Regions from separate parts of the Homo sapiens genome. Here region 1 is linked to region 2. A link is a contact called in ENCODE Hi-C data. All regions are on one chromosome and are shown on one strand. Each heading gives the region's core, a stretch centred on a gene start or an enhancer-like site at or near the end of the contact. The rest is flanking DNA. Distances are from core to core; before and after follow the strand shown. Region 1 overlaps LOC105377529 (a long non-coding RNA gene). Region 2 overlaps PALLD (palladin, cytoskeletal associated protein).

Region 1 (7,358 bases), core at 3,503-6,002, 570 kb before region 2:
ATTTTAAATTTCTTTCTTAATTTCTTCATTGACTCACTGGTCATTCAGGAGCATATTGTTTAATTTCCATGTATTTGTATAGTTTCCAGAATTCCTCTTGTTATTTATTTCTAGTCTTATTCCATTGTAGTCAGAAAAGATACTTGATATAATTTCAATTTTTAAATTTTTTTTTTTTTTTTTTGAGACAGAGTCTTGCTCTGTCACCCAGGCTGGAGTGCAGTGGCGCGATCTCAGCTCACTGCAACCTCCGCCTCCCAGGTTCAAGTGATTCTCCTGCCTCAGCCTCCTAAGTAGCTGGGATTATAGGCATATGCCACCATGCCTGGCTAATTTTTGTACTTTATATCAGTAGAGATGGGGTTTCACTGTGTTGATCAGGCTGATCTCGAACTCCTAACCTTGTGATTCACCTGCCTCGGCCTCCCAAAGTGCTGGGATTACAGGCGTGAGCCACCGCACCCGGCCAATTTTTTTTTTAATTTTTAAAGACTTGTTTTGTGGTCTAACATCTGGCATATCCTTGAGAATGATCCGTGTGCTGAGGAGAAGAATGTGTATTCTGCAGCCATTGGATAAAGTGTTCTGTAGATATTGATTAGGTCCATTTGGTCTATACTGAAGATTAAGTCAGATGTTTCCTTGTTGATTTTCTGTCTGGATGATCTATTCAATGCTGAAAGTGGGGTGTCGAAGTCTCTAGATATTATTGTATTGAGGTCTATTTGTCTTTTTAGCTCTAATAATATTTGTTTTTATATATCTGGATGCTCCAGTGTTGGGTGTATACATATTTAAAATTGTTATATCCTTTTGCTGAATTGACCCCTTTATCAGTATGTAATGACTTTTGTCTCTTTTTATAGTTTTTGTCTTGAAAATCTATTTTGTGTCACATAAGCATAGCTTCTTCTGCTCTTCTTTGGTTTACATTTGCATGGAATATCTTTTTCCATCCCTTTATTTTCAGTCTTTGAGTGTTTTTATATATGAAGTGTGTTTCTTGTAGGCAACAGATTGTTGGGTCTTTTTTTTTTTTTAATCCATTCAGCCACTCATTTCTGTGTTTTATATTTAGCTCTGTGATGTAGTTTGAACTAATTTTTGTAAAGGGTATAAGGTCTGTGTCTAGGTTTTTTGTTTGTTTTTGTTTTCATTTTTGTTTTTTTTGAGACAGAGTCTCGCTTTGTCACCTAGGCTGGAGTGTAGTGGCATGATCTTGGCTCACTGAAACCTCCACCTCCCAGGTTCAAGTGATTCTCTTGCCTCCGCCTCCTGAGTAGCTGGGATTACAGGTGCATGACACCAGTCCCAGCTAATTTTTGTATTTTTAGTAGAGACAGGGTTTCACCATGTCGGTCAGGGTGGTCTTGAACTCCTGACCTTGTGATCCACCCACCTCAGCCTCCCAAAGTGCTGGGTTACAAGTATGAGCCACTGCACCCGGCCAGGTTTTTTTTTTTTTTTTTTTTTTTCTGGCATGTGTATGTCTACTCATTCCAGCAGCATTTGTTGAAAAACCTGTCTTTTCTCCATTGTATTATCATTGCTCCTTTGTGAAAGATCACTTGACTATATTTATGTGTGTATATTTTAGGGCTTTTCTGTTCCATTGATCTATTTGTTTATTCTTTCACAAATACCACACTGTCTTGGTTACTGTAGCTTATAGTAGGTCTTAAACTTACATAATGTCAGTTCTCCAAATTTGCTCTCCTTCAATATTATGTTGGTAATTCTGGGGCTTTTGCCTCTCCATATAAACTTTAGAATAAGTTTGTTGGATATCCACAAAACAACTTATTTGGATTTTGATTGGGATTATGTTGAATTTATAGATCAAGTTGTAAAGAACTGACATCTTGACAATGTTGAGTTCTCCTATCCATGAACATGAAATGTCTCTCCATTTATTCAGTTGGTCTTGTTTTTTTCATCAGAGGTTTCTAGTCTTCCTCATATAGGTCTTGAACATATTTTTTTAGATTTCTAACGAAGTATTTCATTTTTAGGGGTCCTAAAGTAAATGATATTGCATTGTTTTAGTTGAAATTCCACTTGTTTATTGTCAGTAAATGGGAAAGTGATTGAATTTTTCATTAACTTTGCATTCTGCAACCTTGCTATAATCACTTAGTAGTTCCAGGGCTTTGTGGAGAGTTTTTTTTTTGGTCATTTTTTTTTCTACATAGACAATCATGTCATCTGTGAACAAAGACAGTTCTATTTCTTTTTTTCCAATTGGTATACTTTTAGTTCCTTTTCTTGACTTATTGCATTAGGTGGGACTTCCATTATGATGCTGAAAAGCAGTAGTGAGAGAGGAGATGTCCTTGCCTTGTTGCTGATCTTAGTGGGAAAGCTTCTTGTTTCTCACCACTTAGTATGATGTTAGCTGTAGGTCTTTTGTAGATATTCTTTATCAAGTTGAGGAAGTTTCACTCTTTCCTACTTTATTGAGAGTCTTTATCATGAAATGGTCTTGGATCTTATCCAATGTTTCTTCTGCATCTGTTGATATAATCATATGATTTTTCTTCTTTGCTTGTTGATGTGATGGATTGCATTAACTGATTTTCAAATGTTGAATCAGTCTTACATACCTGGGATAGCTCCGATTTGGTTGTGGTATGTAATTCTTTTAATATAACATTGGATTTGATTTGCTAATATTTTAGGATTTTTGCAACCACATTCTTGAGAAATATTGGTCTGTAGTTTTCTTCTAATACCTTTGTCTGGTTTTGGTACTAGAATAATGCAGGCCTCGTAAAATGAGTTAAGAAGTAATCCCTCTGCTTCTATCTTTTGAAAGAGTTTGTAGAGAAGTGATATAATTTCCTTATTAAATGTTTGGTAGAATTCACTCATAAACCCATCTGGCCCTGGTGCTTTCTATTTTGAAAAGTTATTAATTAATTAATTCAATTTCTTCAAGAGGTATAGGCCTATTAAGATTGTTTCTTGTTGTATGACTTTTGGCAGACTGGATCTTTGAAGGAATTATCCCCATTTCATCTAGGTTATCAAATCTGTGGACACAGAGTTATTCAAAGTATTGCTTGATTATTCTTTTAATTTCTCTGGAATCTGTATGTATATATAATTGAATACATTGTTGCTATTATTATGTTGAACAAACTGTTGTTAGATAATTAAGAACAAGAAAAATAAAAATTTTCTTTCCCTTACTTATTCCTTCCTTGATGCTCTTCCTTTACTTATGTAGATGGTAGTTTCAGACCTGTATCATTTTTCTTCTCTCTGAAGATCTTCTTTTAACATTTCTGGCCAAGGATGTATACTGGCAACAATTTCCCTCAATTTCTGTCTGTCTGAGAAAGCTTTAATTTCTCCTCACCTTTTGAAGGATAATTTCACAGGGCACAGAATTCTAGGTTTGTGGTGTTTTTTTCCATCCACGCTAAGTATTTCATTCCACTTTCTACTTGCCTGCATGGTTTCTGAGAAGTCACATATAATTCTTATCTTTGCTCCTTTATAGGCAAAGTTTTTTCTCTCTGGCTTCTTTTAGGATATTTTTTCTTTACCTCTGATTTTCTAGTCTAAAAATGATATGCCTAGGTAGAGTTTTCTTTTGGAATTTATCTTGTTTTGTGTTCCCTGAGCTTTTTCAATCTATGGTTTGGTGACTGAAGACAATTTGGGGGAAATTCTCAATCATTGCTATTCAAATATTTCTTCTGTTCCTTTCTCTCATTCTTTTCCTTCTGGTGTTTCCATTTGTGTATGTCCCACTCTTTTCGGATATTCTGTTCTGGTTTTTTGTTTTTTTTTTCAGTCTTCTTTTTCTGTTTGCTCTTTAGTCTGGGAGGTTTCTACTGAGGTATCTTCAAGTTTACAGATTCTTTTTCGGCTGTGTGCAGTCTGCTAATAAGCCATCAGACACATTCTTCATTCTGATTACACTGCTTTTGAGCTCTAGCATTTATTTTTGGTTCTTTCTTGGGATTTCCATCCCTCTGCTTACATTGCCCATCTGTTCTTGCATGCTGTCTACTTTATCCATTACAGCCCTAAGCATGTTAATAATAGTTGTTTTAAATTTCCAGCCTAATAATTCCACCATCCCTGACATATTTTAGGCTGGTTCTCAGGCTTTCTCTGTCTCTTCAAACTACATTTTTGCCTTTCAATATGTCTTGTAATTTTTTCTTGATAGCTGGACATGAGGCACTGGTTAAAAGGAACTGCTGTCGATTAGCCTTTAGTAATGTGGTGGTATGGTGTTGGGGTGGGGAAGTGTTCTATAATTTCACAATTAGGTATCTGTTCTTTAGGCAGCCTGTGCCTCTGGACTGTGAACTTCACAGATGTGTCTCAGTTCCCACCCTGCACAGGTGGACTGAATGGCTAGAGTGGGTTGGAGTTGGGCATTTATTTTCCCTGGGTCAGTTAGGGTCTGATGAAACCCCAGCAGGTTAGGCTCTGGTTAAATAGTTTCTCCTGAGGGCAGGCATTGTTAAGAACACAGTTTTCTGGCGTATTTCAAAATGGTTCCTTTTCTCCTCCCCATGCCAGAAGGAGAGGATTCGTCTCCAATATTCACTGCGAGGAACTGTTTGAGCTCCTGGAGGGGGACTCAGTCCCCTGGAATATTTATTAATATCTCTCAAACTTGTCCACACTGAGCCTCCAGCAATTCATCAGTTGCAATTCAGGTTTCCCTTCCCCAACACAGGTTCCTGAGAGGTTTCAGCTTGTGGGTTTCCGCTCAGTTGCTCCATTATGGGGGCAGCGGTTTGCCCTGTGACTTCACTTCTCTTATGGATCTAAGAATAGAATTGTTGATTTTTCAGTTTGTTCTGCATTTTATTTGTGGTGGGAAACAGTAGCAACTTCTTATAAGCTAGACTGGAACCACAAGCCTATTTTTTAGTTTGGTTTTCTTTAGGTAGAATGAATGGAGGCAGGACAAAAGTGGGAATCCAAGTTTTGAAATGAGTTATTTTGAGACCTCAGGTGTCTGAATTTGAGCAGAGTGTATCGCATTCATTGGCCTTTTACATATATCCTATATCGTTATTCAGAGATTGGTTTGATTTCAACTTGGCCCTGGGGATATGAACCTAAATACGGTACATTTTGAGTGGGATCCCTGATGTGATCGGCCCTGAATGATCCTATCACATCTCAAATAAAAGTTGACTGGAAGGACTCAGATTGCCTCTCTTTGATCCCATCCTTAGGTTCTTCCGTTCCCTCCCGTGCGCTGTTTCGTCTGCGGCCCCCTCCCTTCTGGAGTTCTGTGCGTGTGCTCCGGTTGACCTGGCTCCTCTCCAGGCCTGCTGCACCGCTCATACTCGGGAACGGCCCCGCACTGTGCTCCCTGCCGGGATTGACTTTTTCTTAGTGCTCACATTTTCTTCTTTCTTGTTTTACTCTCTTGTTTGCTTGAGGACATCTTCACATTACCTATTCATAAAAATACTCGAGAAAGAGGATTTCTGAGGGTTTTCAGGTCTGGAAATATTTTTGCCCGTCTTCCTACTTAAATGATAGGTTAGCTGGCTCTAAGAATCATTTTCCTCACATATTCTACCACAGCTACCTAACGTGCACCTCTGTGTCTCCTTTTCCTCTCCCAGCTCCATGTAACTGTAACTCCTTCTCAAATGGAGCCTAGGAGGCAGAAGGAAGGGCATGCAGGGTTTTAGGTGCTGTGGGGATTCAATACAGAGAGGGCCTGTACTGGACCTGGGCCGGAGCATCCTTCAGGCCAGAGAGAGCTTGGGGCCTGAGAGGTACCTTGAGGCAAGGGTCAGAGCTCTGAGGTTACTGAAGAGAGCTTGGCCCATGGGATCCATAGACAAGAGAAAAGACAAGAAGGAGAACAACCCAGCTGATCAGTGCAGACCAATTTTTTTTTCTTTTTTTTGAGACAGTCTCTTTCTGTTGCCCAGGCTGGAGTTCAGTGGTGTGATCTCGGGCTCACTGATCCTCCGCCTCCAGGGTTCAAGTGATTCTCACGCCTCAGCCTCCCAAGTAGCTGGGGTTACAGGCAACTGCCACCACGCCCGGCTAATTTTTGTATTTTTAGTAGAGACGGGGGTTTTACAATGTTGGCCAAGATGGTCTTGAATTCCTGACCTCAAGTGATCCGCCCACCTCAGTCTCTCAAATTGCTGGGATTACAGGTATGAGCCAACACGCCTGGCCTTAGGGCAGCCAAATTTACCCAAAAGAGAGAAAGAACACACAGCTAAATTCCAACTTCACCAGCCTGGGCGACAAAGGGAAACCCCATCTCCACAAAAAATACAAAAATTAGCCAGGCATGGTGGTGCGTACCTATAATCCCAGCTACTCCAGGGAGCTGAGGATAAGGGATTGCTTGAGCCCAAGAGGTCAAGGCTGCTGTGAGTTCTGATTGCACTCCAGCACTCCAGCCTGGGTGACAGAGTGAGACCCTGTCTCAAAAACAAAACAAAACAAAAATTGAATTTTAGATCAATAATGAATAATTCTTTTTATGTAAGTCTGTCCCATGTAATATATTCTACCCAGCAACCCAGCCTACAGCTGACACAACTATACCTAGAAGGACTTGCTGGTCTCTCTGGCCCTCAAGGAGTGGCGAATGAAATAAGACTTTGTATCTTTGGCCAAGCTTGGTGGCTCACACCTGTAATCCCAGCACTTTAGGAGGCTGAGGCGGGTAGATTGCTTGAGTTCAGGAGTTTGAGAACAGCCTGGGCAACATGGCGAGACTCCATCTCAATTATTTTTAAAATTTAAACAAAAAAAAAAGACTTTGTATCTTTACAACTAAGAGAAAATTAACCTTTGTAGCTAAGGAAACTGGGGAGCAGAGAAGATAAGATAAGCATTTTCCAGCTGAGGACTTGTCTGTCTACAGGATCAGAGACCATGGAGCCTCCTGTACTCAAGAGATAGCTGCTGCTGAAGACCTGGCCCCAGGTGAATAACATAGGCAAAGGAACAACAAAGCCAGAATGGGGAAGAGTGAGCAGAGCATCCAGAAATGGCGGTTGCCAGCAAAATAGAACTGCTGAAAAAGGGCATGGCAACTTGAACAGAAAAAGTAATTAGTGCAATTGAGGAGCTTCAATTACAGCGTTAAACTGGAACTCAAGAACATGATTTTTTAAGTTTAAAAATATAGCAGATGTACTGAAAAAGTGTATGGTAACTATTGAGAAGTGAACAGAGGTCTGGAAGTACAAGGGAAAGAAATCTCTCAAAAAAGCAAACATTTAAAGTCAGACATCAAAAAAGCAAATATAAAGGAACCAGAAGATGGATCTAGAAGTTGTAACTTGTAAATAAATAGGAATTTCAGAAGAGTAAAGCAATCGAAGGAGGAGAGACAATAT
Region 2 (7,672 bases), core at 3,308-5,807:
ACAGCAAAAGAAACTATCAACAGTGTAAACAGACAACCTACAGAATGGGAGAAAATATTAGCAAACTATGTACCAAACAAAGGTCTCATGTCCAGAACCTATAAGGAACTTAAATCAACAGATAAAAAAGAATCCCATTTAAAAAATGAGCAAAGGACATGAACAGACACTTCTCCAAAGAAAACATACAAGCAGCCAACAAACATATGAAAAAATGCTTATCACTAATCATCAGAGAAATGCAAATCAAAACCATGATGAGATACCATGTCACATCAGCTACTATTAAAAAGTCAAAAAACAACAGATGCTGGTCAGGCTATGGAAAAAAGGGAATGCTTACATACTGTTGGTAGGAATGTAAATTAGTTCAGCCCCTGTGAAAAGCAGCTTGGAGATTTCTCAAAGAACTTAAAATAGAGCTACCATTCAACCCAGCAATCCCACTACTGGGTATATACCCAAAGGAAAATAGATCATTATACCAAGAAGACACATGCACTAGTATGTTCACTGTAGCACTATTCATAGTAGCAAAGACATAGAGTCAACCTAGGTGCCCATCAGTGGTCAACTGGATAAAGACAATGTGGTACATATACATCATGTAATACTATGCAGCCATATAAAAGAATGAAATCATGTACTTTGCAGTAATGTGGATGGAGCTGGAGGCCATAATCCTAAGCAAATTAATGCAGGGATGGAAAACCAAATACTGCATGTTCTCACAAGTGAGAGCTAAACATTGAGCACACATGGACATAAACGTAGAAATGACAGACACTGCTAACTACCAGAAGGAGAAGAAAGGGAGGAGGCTGTGGGTTGAAAAACTACCTATTGGATACTACATTCACTACATGGGTATAATATACCCATGTAGCAAACCTGCACATGTATCCCCTATATCTAAAATAGAAGTTGATTTTTTTTTTTTAAAGGGACAGCATCTCATCTGCCTGAAGGATGAACTCTATCTGACCTCTCAAAGTGTCTGCTGAACCCTGGGCTGAGTGTGGTGGCTCATGCCTATAATCTCAACACTTTGGAAGGCTAAGGCTAGAGGATCGCTTGAAGCCAGGAGTTTGAAACCAGCCTGGGCAACAAAGCAAGACCCTGTCTCTACAAAAAAGAAAAAAATTAGCCAGGCATGGACAACAGAGTGAGACCTTGTCTCAGAGAAGAAAAAAATTAAAAATGTCTACTGAACACAAGGTGTACAACACCTTAAAGAAGAGAGCATGAATGATCCTGGGTACCTGGAGTAATAAAAATAAAGTGAACACTTCATAAAAAAGAAAAGCAAGATGCATTATTGTAATGCAAAATAAGAAAAATACAAGTTTCTCTCTAGTTGATACCTTGATGAAAATGGGGTCCTCAGCGTAAATCAACTTTTCAAGTTACAGGACCTTCAGGATTCATCTAATTCCTTTTAGAAACTTCTGACAGTTTTTAGTAAAAATAAAAAATTCCTAACATTTCTCTCCAGTAAGGCAGCTGTTCAGTATCAGGAAGTCTTAATTATGATAATAACCACATATATTTCTGCTTTTCAAAGATAGAATAATTACAACAAACATGAAGTGAAACTCTTGCTGTTGTTCTAGAATGCTTCATCATGAGTAATCCTATCTGTGTAAAATTGTTTTGTGATAGAATAAAAATACACATGAATATTTCACATTTGAGTTAGAGGATGCCCTTTGAAGAAAGCAGTGGCTATGAGGGAAGGGAAGGCACATAAAAACAGTCACCTGGAGCAAGAATTTGCCCCTGTAACTAGCACTGTTTGGAAGACTAAGCTACTCTTTTTAGAGTTTTAGTTTTTTCTAAAACTTTATTTTAGAAATTAAAGAGAACAGGCTGGGTGTGGTGGCTCACGCCTGTAATCCCAGCACTTTGGGAGGCCGAGGCGGGCGGATCATGAGGTCAGGAAATCGAGACCATCCTGGCCAACATGGTGAAACCCCGTCTGTACTAAAAATACAAAAAATTAGCCGGGCGTGGTGGCAGGTGCCTGTAGTCCCAGCTACTCGGGAGGCTGAGGCAGGAGAATGGCGTGAACCCGGGAGGCGGAGCTTGCAGTGAGCAGAGATCGCACCACTGCACTCCAGCCTGGGCAACAGAGCAAGACTCCATCTCAAAAAAAAAAAAAAAAAAAAAAGAAATTAAAGAGAATAAAATATATTGTTCTTTTTCACTGCATTGTACTCAAGCCACCTTTTATGTCTTTTAGGGTTTTTTTGTTTCAAACATTGAGCATAATGATACATCCCCGAAACCAGATGGTATATGAACTATTTTAACAAAGAAACAAGGAAAAGAAAATATTTGTGGTCTTTCCAGAAATCTTTTACAACTTACTCATTTAATGGCAATTACTAGGAAAGCAGAAGTTTGAAATTGTAGCTGAGGCATATAATTACCCATTTTTGACCTATTTATAAACTTCTCTGAGCGAAAAGAAGAGTCGATGGCTACACCTACTCTTTTCCATTGCTGACATATAAAGTGAAGTGAAAATATTTGGCTAGGCATTCAACTGTTAGTCATTCAATTGTTTCACTAGCTTCACATCCAGAGGCTCACAGCTGGAGTCTCTCAAATGCTACCTATTGTGGATACATACATCATTACATTTAAATAACAAAACAGACCTAAAGAACATTGTGAAATGGAGCAGAGCATAGAGCAGACATTCCCAGGGCTTCAGAGTCGAGATGGTGTACAGTAGTGAGCTCTAGGAAAACACAGTGGGAATGTAGATACAGAAATTAAGTAAATGTACATATTTATGAAGGCCTTTCCTCTCAGCACCATAAAAAACCCTTGCAGTGAGTGTGCATCCTCATGACAGCCTTGGGCAAGAGGAGCCAGTATCATCCTACCAGGAAACCTTCACATACAGAGGTTGGAAGGCATGAACCTGGTATGCTCCTAGAGCAAAATCTGAGGTTCTGATCGTAATTATGGTTTCTCTTTGAATAATGAAGCAAAGATGTGTGTGTTCAAATTGACGTGATTTATCCAGCCAACTTATTTTAGAAAAATCTACATTTGACAGAATCAATTTAATATGTTCATCATTCTTAAAATCAAATGACATACTATCTAATTCCTTGTCACATATGGAAAAGGTTTTTTAAAAACCACATTGACTCCACTGTCATCCACAAGGTTTGTGTAATCATCACTTTAGTCAGGTAAGGAAACAATCACTCTCAGATTTGTTGAGAAAATGAACTCTCTGGTTTCATACTTGTAATAGAAACCAATTAAAATAAACCTCCCTGTAACTAATGTTCTCACTATTAGGTGATGTATTAGTATGAATGAAAAACTCACACATTTGCAGAAAAAATAAATCAATGGTAAAAAAATTGTCAACCTAATGTATTTCAGCCTGTAGTAGACAAAAATAAATTCTCTAGTAGTAAAAGTTGTAAACATAAAATGAAATTAAGCAAATATGAATTAGAGAGTCATTAGTTGAGAACAATCATTTTAAAATACACAAATGAGGAATTGGGCTTGTTCAATAAAAACCCAATTCAACACGAGGTCAAGAGATCAAGACCATCCTGGTCAACGTGGTGAAACCCTGTCTCTACTAGAAATACAAAAAAATTAGCTGGGCACGGTGGCACGTGCCTGTAATCCCAGCTATTCGGGAGGCTGAGGCAGGAGAATTGCTTGAACCTCGCAGGCAGAGGTTGCAGTGAGCTGACATCACACCACTGCACTCCAGCCTGGCAACAGAGTGAGACTCCACCAGAAAAAAAAAAAAAAAAAAAAGCCCAACTCAAAGTCGTACTTAGAGGTTAGTAACCACAAAATGGATCATGGTGCTACCACGTAACTAAAATAAATAGGAGGCTAAAAAGTAAGTAGTAATTATATTGGAAATGGCTCTATTTCCTTCCAACTGCAAGTAATCTTAGTCACTCTTCATGAAATAGCAGCAAGTGATCCTCAGGACGATGCTTTTGCTTCTCAGCATCAGATGGTACAGAGTAGTGTGCTCTAGCACAACACAGTAGGAATGCTGACACAGAATTTCTGTATCTGCTCTAGCATCCAGAGGTTCGTAGTGCAAAACTCTGCACTATAGCTTTCTTCCTCCTCATCTTCCTTCTCCAATTCTCCCTTGAATCCCTTTTCTAGATCTCTTCTATTGCCTATGGGATTCCTTGGCTGTTTCTAACCAAACTCTGCTTCCTCAAACCTTTTCCTTAGAAATGCTTTGTCTTAACTGAAGTCTGGCTGTCCCTGATGATGTCTCCAGCCTCCTCAGTATCCTTCTGAGCAAGGAGGGTTCTGCAGGGTCCTTGTTTCCCAAGGCAACTCTCAGAAGAGTTTTGCCATCACTACGAAATATCTGTTCCTCTTTTGAAGTTGGTGCACTCCACCTACAGTCATTCTGTCTTCCCTGCTTGTCACCAACAACCTTGGTCATTTCCTCACTTTTCTCAGTGACTTTACTATTTAGCATTTGGTTTTCTGCCATCACTGTTGGCCACCATCCATGTTAATGTTCCTTCTAACATCCTGGCTTCATGGTTCCCTGACCACTTCCTCTGCTCCTGCGACCTTAACTTCCACTTAAACTATCCACTCGAACAGATGCATCTTACATTCTTTTATCACTTGGAAAGAGTTTAAGTTTTTTAAACTTTCAGAATCCTCTCTTTGATCACAACCACTGCTCCCTCTCCATATTTTCTCATCTGACACTCCCCATTTTCATTCTTGGTATAACTTCCATTTTCTTGATTCCTTTCTCTTTTCCCCTCAAGCCTTAATCTTGTTGAATCTGTTTCCTTTTCTGAACCTACACACGGCTTGGCTGATAATCTCAGTAATGTTTCTCAAGGATCATCTAATTAAATACCATAACATCCCACTGTGCCAGTACTGCCAAAGACATATGTCCTGTTTCTACCTTCACAGTGCTCATTATTGCTGAAATAAAGTCATGAAACCATGCTCACTGAATTGAATGTGGGTTTACACTCTTGAAATTCAAATGGGTTCTCTTGATTGCCAGGAAATATACACATTCCTTTTTTGGTATTCTTTCTCTCTCTTAGTTCTCCACCCTTTTCGTGCTTTGTAATATTACCCACAGTTACCACAACTGTCTTTCCTCTTTCAGCAGATGCCTTCATCGCATACTTTCCTGACATTATTGTTATTTGAATTGGAATCTTAGTCTTGCCTTCATTGCATCTTTTCTCCTTCACCATTGTCTCTGAGGGTAAAGTTTTCATCCTACTTTCTGTGGAAGGCCTTGTATGGATTATACTGTAAATGTTGGTCTTTAAAGTATTTGGTTTACTTTTAACTTTAAAATTGGCCAGGTGTGGTGGCTCACGTCTCATAATCTCAACACTTTGAGAGGCCAAGGCAGGCAGATTGCTTGAGACCTGGCTGGGCAACAATGGCAAAACTCCATCTCTACAAAAAATAAAAAAAATAGCTGGGTGTGGTGTTGTGCACTTGTAGTCCCAGCTACTTGGGAGGCTGAGGCAGGAGGATCACCTGAGCCCAGGGAGGTCAAGGTTGCAATGAGCTGTGACAGACCACTGCACTCCAGCCTGGGTGGCAGAGTGAGACCCTGGCTTGAAAATACATACATACATATATACATAAATAGCTTATTCATATCATATTCATTTAAACACCTGAGATGTACAATTAAAGGGATAAGAGTTTTGTTTGGTGGGGGCAGGTGTTGTTGGAAAACAGTGTTTGTGGAGGAGTAAAGTTATTTTGGAATATAGGACATTTTCTGGGGAAGGATTCCTAGGAAGAGTTCTAAAAATCCAGATGGAATCCTGAAGGTCATTGGTTTCTAGAAGGAGATCCCACACGGGAGGTGAGAACATTCAGTGCCAGAGCATTCCACTTCTGAATGTGCTCAAAATTAAGCTTACTTAGCAAGCAACTATTATTTAACAAGAAGCATCCATGATGAACAGTCAAATGAACTGAAGTTTAATGGAGGAAGGAGGATGGAAGAGAAAGGATCAAAAGTACCTATTTATTTTAAAATAATACTTTGTAATTATAAAAGCATTATGTCAAAAAGTTGGAAAATCAGGAATAGTTAATGAGAAGATATAATCTGCCCAAATTTCCAGCACTCAAAGAACCACTGGTTACACTTTGGTGTATTTTCTTCTAATATATAATATACATTTTAGTTGGTTAAAGTGTATTATTTTTTATTTTTTCATAAAATTGACATTAAGTTACATATATCATTTTGTCTATTTTCACTTAACACTATATTGTTCATATTTTCCATCAAATTCATAGCTTTATCTATGAGCATATTGTTCATATGTGGCTCCATCTTATCTCTGAGCTTAGCCACTCCCCCTTTTAAAATAAAAGGTCTCTACCCAGTAGGGATGACTATTTTCACCTTACTTTGTAATTACTAAAAGAGCTCTCCTACGCACTTAGGTAAAATGAAGATATGTTGAAGAAATATTGTTATCATCATGTATTCCTTCATGTAAAACACCTAATATTTGAAATGGACATATGGTATTTCTTATGGATGATTGAGTGCCACTTCAAACACAGATAGGGTATCTGCAAGTATTTCCAATTATATTTCAGACATCAAATAAAACTCCTAATCATAAAAATAGAACTCAGCTTTCTTCTGGAAATGTAATTAAACATTACATTCACCAAGAGACTGGCACAGCAAAGCACAATTAGCCTAATATCTAAGAATGTGGCACTGTGTCAGAGCCAGTATTTACATTAAAAAATCATGAGGATGAATGCACCTAAATGTTATTACTTAGTTAAAAAAGTTTTATACTTCAGGAAGCTCCTTGATTGGACTTCTCATTTTCAGGGAAGGGTTGTTTGCAAAGTGATCCAAGACCAACACTGCTAATGCAAATACCTTCACATGAATGAGTTTATAGGATATGCCTTTCTCTTAAGACAAGATTTATGGAACAATCGGGTATCTAAGACTGGGAGTGAGAGAAAGGAGGAAGAGAAATGCAAATGCAAAGTCATCATCACATTGTATTTATGAAGAGTTCATACCCGCATAGCCACGTACTGCAGAATTAGGACCCGTGACTACTCCTATGTTCCTTATCAACCTCCAATGTGTTTGGTGACTCAGAGTGTGTGTATAATTTTATAACAACAAACTGAAAAAAATGGTTTTCTGCTCTATCTTCCCTAATATTTTGAAGACCCCTCTGGTCCACACTTTATGCTTTTGCCATTACTAAATTGCTTTGTTATTTGACTAGCCTTCGAGGATAATGAAAATCACTTAACCAGAAACAAAAGCTGGTGCATATTAAATCTTCAGAATCAAAAACTGAATGATGTATCTTTCAAACATTAAAGTGGGAAGAGAAGGCATTTGGGTTGCACTGAATCTAATTTAGGGATTGGCCATTCTTCTACAAAATTTGTATGATGCTGAAAGATGTGCAGCATTTTGTGTATATGTGTATGCATCTGCACGTTCTTGCCAAAATCATCGTAGAGATAACCAGGTTATAGATTATTCAAAGGTACTGCTCTTGTCTCTTTCATCTTTGTGTTTTCAGCACCCCACATTACCCAGCATTTTGCAGATGTTCAACTAACAGTGAGGGGATGAATGGTGTTCTACTAT

What was found. A loop is a pair of places that touch in the nucleus more often than their neighbours do. Pooled maps may share reads with other maps.
Region 1: a map with no recorded cell type shows a loop between it and region 2 (4-fold over the local background). The contact joins two enhancer-like sites. A Hi-C loop is called at or near these places in 2 of 37 single-sample maps with no recorded cell type and 1 of 50 pooled maps.

The regions. Positions count from the first base shown.
Region 1 is chr4:169,290,930-169,298,287 of GRCh38, reverse strand. All of the region lies in intron 2 of LOC105377529 (a long non-coding RNA gene), which reads left to right. Among named protein-coding and RNA genes, the nearest start is that of SH3RF1, 24 kb to the right of the region's middle. RefSeq lists enhancers at 4,760-4,879, 4,890-4,959. Within about 2 kb of position 4,752, at least 3 of the 41 ENCODE cell types and tissues checked have a DNase peak (open chromatin) inside an H3K27ac peak, as active enhancers do.
Region 2 is chr4:168,720,021-168,727,692 of GRCh38, reverse strand. All of the region lies in intron 10 of PALLD (palladin, cytoskeletal associated protein), which reads right to left. Among named protein-coding and RNA genes, the nearest start is that of PALLD-AS1, 75 kb to the right of the region's middle. Within about 2 kb of position 4,557, at least 5 of the 41 ENCODE cell types and tissues checked have a DNase peak (open chromatin) inside an H3K27ac peak, as active enhancers do.